2 separate regions of the Homo sapiens genome follow, and region 1 is linked to region 2. A link is an interaction called in ENCODE POLR2A ChIA-PET data of the cell type or tissue named here. Cell type or tissue: PC-9. All regions are shown on one strand. Links, peaks and the distances in the headings refer to the core of each region. The heading gives the core; the rest is flanking DNA.

What was found. Peaks named below come from ENCODE experiments on the same cell type or tissue, not always from the same donor. Only the 100,000 strongest peaks of a DNase experiment are listed, where the experiment ranks them.
Region 1: POLR2A ChIA-PET joins it to region 2 with 7 read pairs; 3 of 35 experiments call an interaction of 5 or more read pairs at or near these places.

The regions. Positions count from the first base shown.
Region 1 is chr11:77,026,224-77,029,141 of GRCh38, forward strand. ACER3 (alkaline ceramidase 3) reads left to right here. Exons shown (of 11, transcript NM_018367.7): 11 at 1-574. All of the region lies in intron 1 of ACER3-AS1 (ACER antisense RNA 1), which reads right to left. Among named protein-coding and RNA genes, the nearest start is that of B3GNT6, 6.7 kb to the right of the region's middle. In PC-9, for the core only: no CTCF peak of the experiment used is centred there; a DNase peak (open chromatin) is centred at 1,218.
Region 2 is chr11:77,459,683-77,462,600 of GRCh38, forward strand. The region is part of intron 1 of PAK1 (p21 (RAC1) activated kinase 1); the gene reads right to left. Among named protein-coding and RNA genes, the nearest start is that of PAK1, 13 kb to the right of the region's middle. In PC-9, for the core only: no CTCF peak of the experiment used is centred there; no DNase peak of the experiment used is centred there.

The DNA.
Region 1 (2,918 bases), core at 208-2,707, 430 kb before region 2:
GGTAGTTGTCAAGCTGTGGTAGTCATGTACACTTTTTTTCTTTTTTTTAACTTTCTAAAAGGAAAAGTTCAAAGTCCTTTCCACAGTTAGTCTTCGCTTCTTTTGGATTTTTCTTTTTAGAGCTAAATTATTCATACCAATGAATAAGTGAGTCTGTTCTAAGATATAGGGGCCATTATCTATTTTTGCTTAATGGACTCATGTGGCATTGTTCACTATCATGCCTTTCCATACTTGTAATATTTCTGAGTCACTTATTAATGTGACCAACAGATAAACTGTTCAAGCTAATACAGCATTTCCTAACTTCATAGTTGTCGCAGATGTTTGTTCTAGTAGCGATTATTTAATAAACATACATTGTACTGAATCTTACTAGCAACTAACTATTTTCAGGTAATCTCAGTCTGCTTATTCACTTTTTCCATTTGATTTGCTAATGCCACAATCATTTTTCTAGAAAATAGTAGGATAATGTATTTTTTCCTGTCTGCTATAATGGAGACTATATTTCTGCATTCATTACCTCTCATAGGTGAAAATATTAAATTAAATAATATTGTTTTGAATAAGACTACTGGTAGTGTTTCATCCCTGATTTATATTTTTAAAATCTATACATTCATATAAAGGCAGGGCTACCGTGTGTAATTATAGAGTTTACGTACTACACAAAGGCACCCAGTTGAGAGAGGAAGGAGGGTGAATGAGAGGCTGAAATCTAGCCTGTGCTCAGCCTGCCAAAGATAGGGTTACATCTCAGAGGACACATCTTTTCCCAGTTTGCTTAAGCTGGCAGTATAGGCCAGCAGCAAGCCTCTTCATGGAAATGACATCCAGTCATTATCCTGGGAATTCTTTGTCACTGGGCTCCTAACACTGTACTGCAGTACCTTTCTACTCCAAACCTGAGTATGTTACAAGGTTAAAAGCTAATAATTTTTTAATTAAACATTTATATCTTTAAATACTCAGTATCTTCAACTTTAGGAGCTGTGAAGTAAACACGAACCATCCAGCTTCACACAATGAAGAGGGACAGATCAGGAACAGAAAAAATGGTCCTGCATAAGCCATGTGTGTCTGTGGTTTATAACTTTTAACTGAAGTACCATCTACAAGATATAAAACAAATTAGAATTTCCCATAACTCACCTAGTTCCTCAAACCACAGCTTTTCAAATATTAGCTTTCTTAGCCAAGCCTGCTGGAATGGGTGGTTTTAGTCATTGCTGACCATATGGTTGATTCTTCAGCTAGTCCCTCCTTTGTGTGTCAGGGTGGGGCAGCCTTGCCTGGATGAACAGATGGATGCTAGCAAGAGGCGAAACAGGAATCTTTACCTGACAAAACACAGACATGAGTGTGCAAAGCCATTTGGGCTGTGCTTTGTGAAGGGAATGGCTGAAAAGGAGTTTGGATGGCTTTATTTCACCCTGAACAGTACACACCCGCCTAAGAAAGGCATCTGTCATTTGATTTAGCAAATTTTATGAACTTACTCTGGGCTTCTCTCTAGTGCAGTTCTGGGGTGGCCTTTTCAGCTCTTTTTTTCTTTCTTTCGCCCTGGACTGGAATGCAGTCTAACTCAAGTGGGTCTTCTTAGGTGACAGAGAAAACACGACCTGTCTCACTTGACAGGGTGGCCTAGTCCCAAAGTAAGGCTTGATTCTCAAAGGAAATGAGAAAGCAGAAAATGGGGGGATCCATTTATTGAGCCCTACTATGTGCCATCCATTCAATAAACTGGAAGGTCTGTTTTAGGTGCTAGGAGTACAATGAAAAATAAGACAGATACCTGCCCTCATGGCACTTAGTGTCTCAAAAGTAATTTTGCCAATTACATTTGGGATGAGTGTCATGAGGAAGGGTATAGAGAGTTCTCGGAGGGAATACGAGGGAGCTGGAGTAGGGAAGACATCCCTGAAGATGAATATCTACACCAAGAACTGAAGAACGAGAGGTATTAAGGAAAGTAGGGGAAAGGCCCTTTACAGCACAGGGAGCCAGAGGTGAGTTTCTGGAGAGATGGACTGGAATGACATCACATAGGGCTTTGAAAGCCATCTTACAAATTTGAATTTGGTTGTCCTGGTGCGGTGGCTCATGCCTGTAATCCCAACACTTTGGAAGACCAAGGTGGGAGGACTGCTTGAGGCCAGGAGTTCAAGACCAGCCTGGGCAACACAACGAGACCCCATCTCTACAAAAAAAATTTAAGTAGCCAGGTGTGGTGGCACTCACCTGTAGTTCCAGCTACTCAGGAGGCTGAGGTGGGAGGATCGCTTGAATCCAGGAGTTCCAGGCTGCAGTGAGCTTAAATCAACTGCACTCCAGCCTGGACAATAGAAACATCACCTTTGAAAGAAAAAAAAAGAATTTGAATTTGGAAAGCTCTGGAAAAGATGGAGGATGGATTAAAGGGAGCCAGTATGGATGTAGGGATACTAGATAGAGGAAGAATGGTGGATAGTGGCAGTGGAGATACGAACTCCAATATATCAGAGGTACATGGGAAGAAGGTTTAGGGTATTATAGAGTACACTTGGGATTTGCAGAGTTTGTAGACTGTGTGAGACATCCTGGCAGAGAGCTTAAAGATAATAAATGTCGATCTGGAGCTCAGCTGAGAGATCTGGGCTGAAGATGTAAATTTAAGAATGATGGGTCCGGGCACGGTGGCTCACGCCTGCAATCCCGGCACTTTGAGAGGCCAAGGTGGGTGGATCACGAGGTCAGGAGTTCGAGACCAGCCTGACCAACATGGCGAAACCCCGTCTCTACTAAAAAAAAAATACAAAAATTAGCCAGGCATGGTGGCACGCGCCTATAATCCCAGCTACTCGGGAGGCTGAGGAAGGAGAATCGCTTGAACCCCAGAGGTGGAGGTTGCAGTGAGCTATCATGCCACTGTACTC
Region 2 (2,918 bases), core at 177-2,676:
TCTTCTTCTTTTTTTTTTTTTTTTTTTTGAGACGGAGTCTCGCTCTTTCACCCAGGCCGGACTGCAGTGGCGCGATCTCAGCTCACTGCAAGCTCCGCCTCCCGGGTTCACGCCATTCTCCTGCCTGAGCCACCCCCGCGAGCAGCTGGGACTACAGGCGCCCGCCACCGCGCCTGGCTAATTTTTTGTGTTTTTAGTAGAGACGGGGTTTCACCGTGTTAGCCAGGATGGTCTCGATCTCCTGACCTCGTGATCCGCCTGCCTAGGCCTCCCAAAGTGCTGGGATTACAGGCGTGAGCCACCGCGCCCGGCGTGGGGCTCTTCTTTAGATTAGAAAGGTCCTGGTTTACAGTAGACAATGAGTATTTGTTTACTGAATGAGAAGGAGAAGCCAGAATTGCGAACAGCAAACCAGGGGTAAAGAACAGGTGTGAAGGCCCTGAGGAGAGACAGACTTTCTCAAACTCTGTAGAATAGAAAAAAAAAAAAAGGGATGAAAAGGAAAAAGGGAGAGAGAAAAAGAAAGAAGGAAAGAAAAAAAAGAAGGAAGGGAGGAAGGGAGGGAGGGAGTCAGCCAGCCAGCCAGCCATTGAGGTACAGGATTATTGGGTACATCTGTGGCTATAAGGTTTTTTGTTTGCTTTTTTTTTTTTTTTTTTAAAGTTAAGTTTGGCACCATGAACATCATTAATGGCCTTAGCAAGAGCAGTTATGATGAGGTTGTGGAGACAGGAGGGGAGTAGGCTGCAGAATAAATAGGAGGTAAGGTACTCGAAGTAGAAGTTGTAAATAGCTATTTTAAAAAGACTAGCTTTGAAGGAAAGCAGAGATAGGGTTTATCTAGAAGCTGACATGGGATCCCAGGAGCACTTTTTTTTTTTGGTGAAGAAAAGGAAAATTATTTTCCTTTAAGTAGAATGTTTGAATGATGCTTAGGGTAACTCAGTAGAAGGCAAAATTTAAAGATGCCATAAAGCGAGATTTCTAAAATGGGACCATGGGAAACAATCTAAAAACATGTGGAGGAGCAAGCGAAGAAGAGATGAGGCAAGAGAACAGAATGACTTCTTTCATTGTAAAAGAAGGGGCAAAGGAAGGAATGGGTACAAATCCAAGTAAATTCTAAGTAGGAATATGAAGCTTCTATTTCATCTGTGATATATGAGGCAAAGTCTGGAGGGTGGGGGCAGAGAGGTAAAGGGCAGAAAAAAAGTGGCAGAAGGAGAATAAGAGTAAAACTGAAGACAATTCTGAGGAAAAGCATGCAATTATTTCCAGAGATAGAAAACACAGGCAGAAAACTAGGCTTGTGGAAAAGGTAAATGAGTCAGTTGAATAGGCCAATTCCTGAAGAAATCATCAAAAGAAAGGCTGTAGTGGTTTTTTCAGTTTGCAAATGTCAAATCCTGTCAAGAGCCCATTAGGTCTTCTACCCTTTGATCCAGTAATCCCACCTATAGAAATTTATTCTAAAGAAGTAATCTTTGAAAGGAGAAAGCTATATGCAGTGCTATTGGGTAAAATTACAGTATAATTTATAATAGGAAAAGAAAAACCTAAAAACCTACACCTGATAGTTTTATGTGTCAACTTGGCTAGGCTATAGTCCCCAGTTATTCAATTAAACATTAATGTAGATGTTGCTGGGAAGGTATTTTGCAGATGTGGTTAACATCTACAATCAGCTGACGTTAAGTAAAGAATATTATCCTCCATAATCTGGATGGACTTCATCTAATCAGTTGAAAGGCTTTAAGAGCAAAACTGAAGTTTCTCTAAGAAAGAATTATTCTACTGGTTCTGTTTCTCCAGTAGAACATTGACTGACACAATAGTTTCGGGTAAATTATGGAACATCATCTTAAATTTTACAATGAAGACTAAAGAGTAACATGCGGGAATGTGTATAAGTCAAGAAAAAAGGGCAAACAACAAACTTAGGTCTACATTATGATTACAACTACATGTATGTTTATGTATGTTTACATACACCAAAAAAGGAAACAGAAAAGGGTTGTCAGGATGGCATCATAACTAAATTTTAAATTGATTCAAAAGTTTGTGAAACAAAGCCCTGTTATTTTTAATGGAACAAAGTCACATTATTCATGTTAAGCTTTATTAGAATAGTGTGGCACTTTAAAGAAACCCATACTAATCCAAAAGAAAACTGCGAATTTTGAAACATTGCCTTCGATAATACTAAAAAGAGCTGACCCACTAGAAGACAAATAGGCCTTCAAGGGTCTCAGTCCAATGCCATTTTTCAGTAACATGCAATTCCTCAGCTTAAAGGAAATGAAGAAAGATCCAGAGTAGCAAAGTAGCTGCTGATCAGCTTTAAGAATTTTCCACATCTTTTCGCCGGGCGCTGTGGCTCACGCCTGTAATCCCAGCACTTTGGGAGGCCGAAGCGGGTGGATCACAAGGTCAGGAGATCGAGACCATCCTGGCTAACACGGTGAAACCCCTTCTCTACTAAAAATACAAAAAAAAAAATTAGCCAGGCGTGGTGGCGGGCACCTGTAGTCCCAGCTACTGGGGAGGCTGAGGCAGGAGAATGGCGTGAACCCGGGAGGCGGAGCTTGCAGTGAGCCGAGATTGCTCCACTGCACTCCAGCCTGGGCAACAGAGTGAGACTCCGTCTCAAAAAAAAAAAAAATGTTCCGCATCCTTAGATAGCATCAGGACATACTTTCAACTTTTACTCAGGTCAGAGGCATTTGCACTGGGCAGCTACACATTTAGCACAGTAAGGTTTCTTCTCTCCTCTCTTCTCCTAATACCAGACATTGAAAGGATTTTTTTTTTTATGTTCTTTGAACTTAAGAAAATCAAATAACAGTTCTTAGTAAAGAAGTCATGTGGGCCAGGCACAGTGTCTCACACATGTAATCCCAGCACTTTGGGAGCCCAAG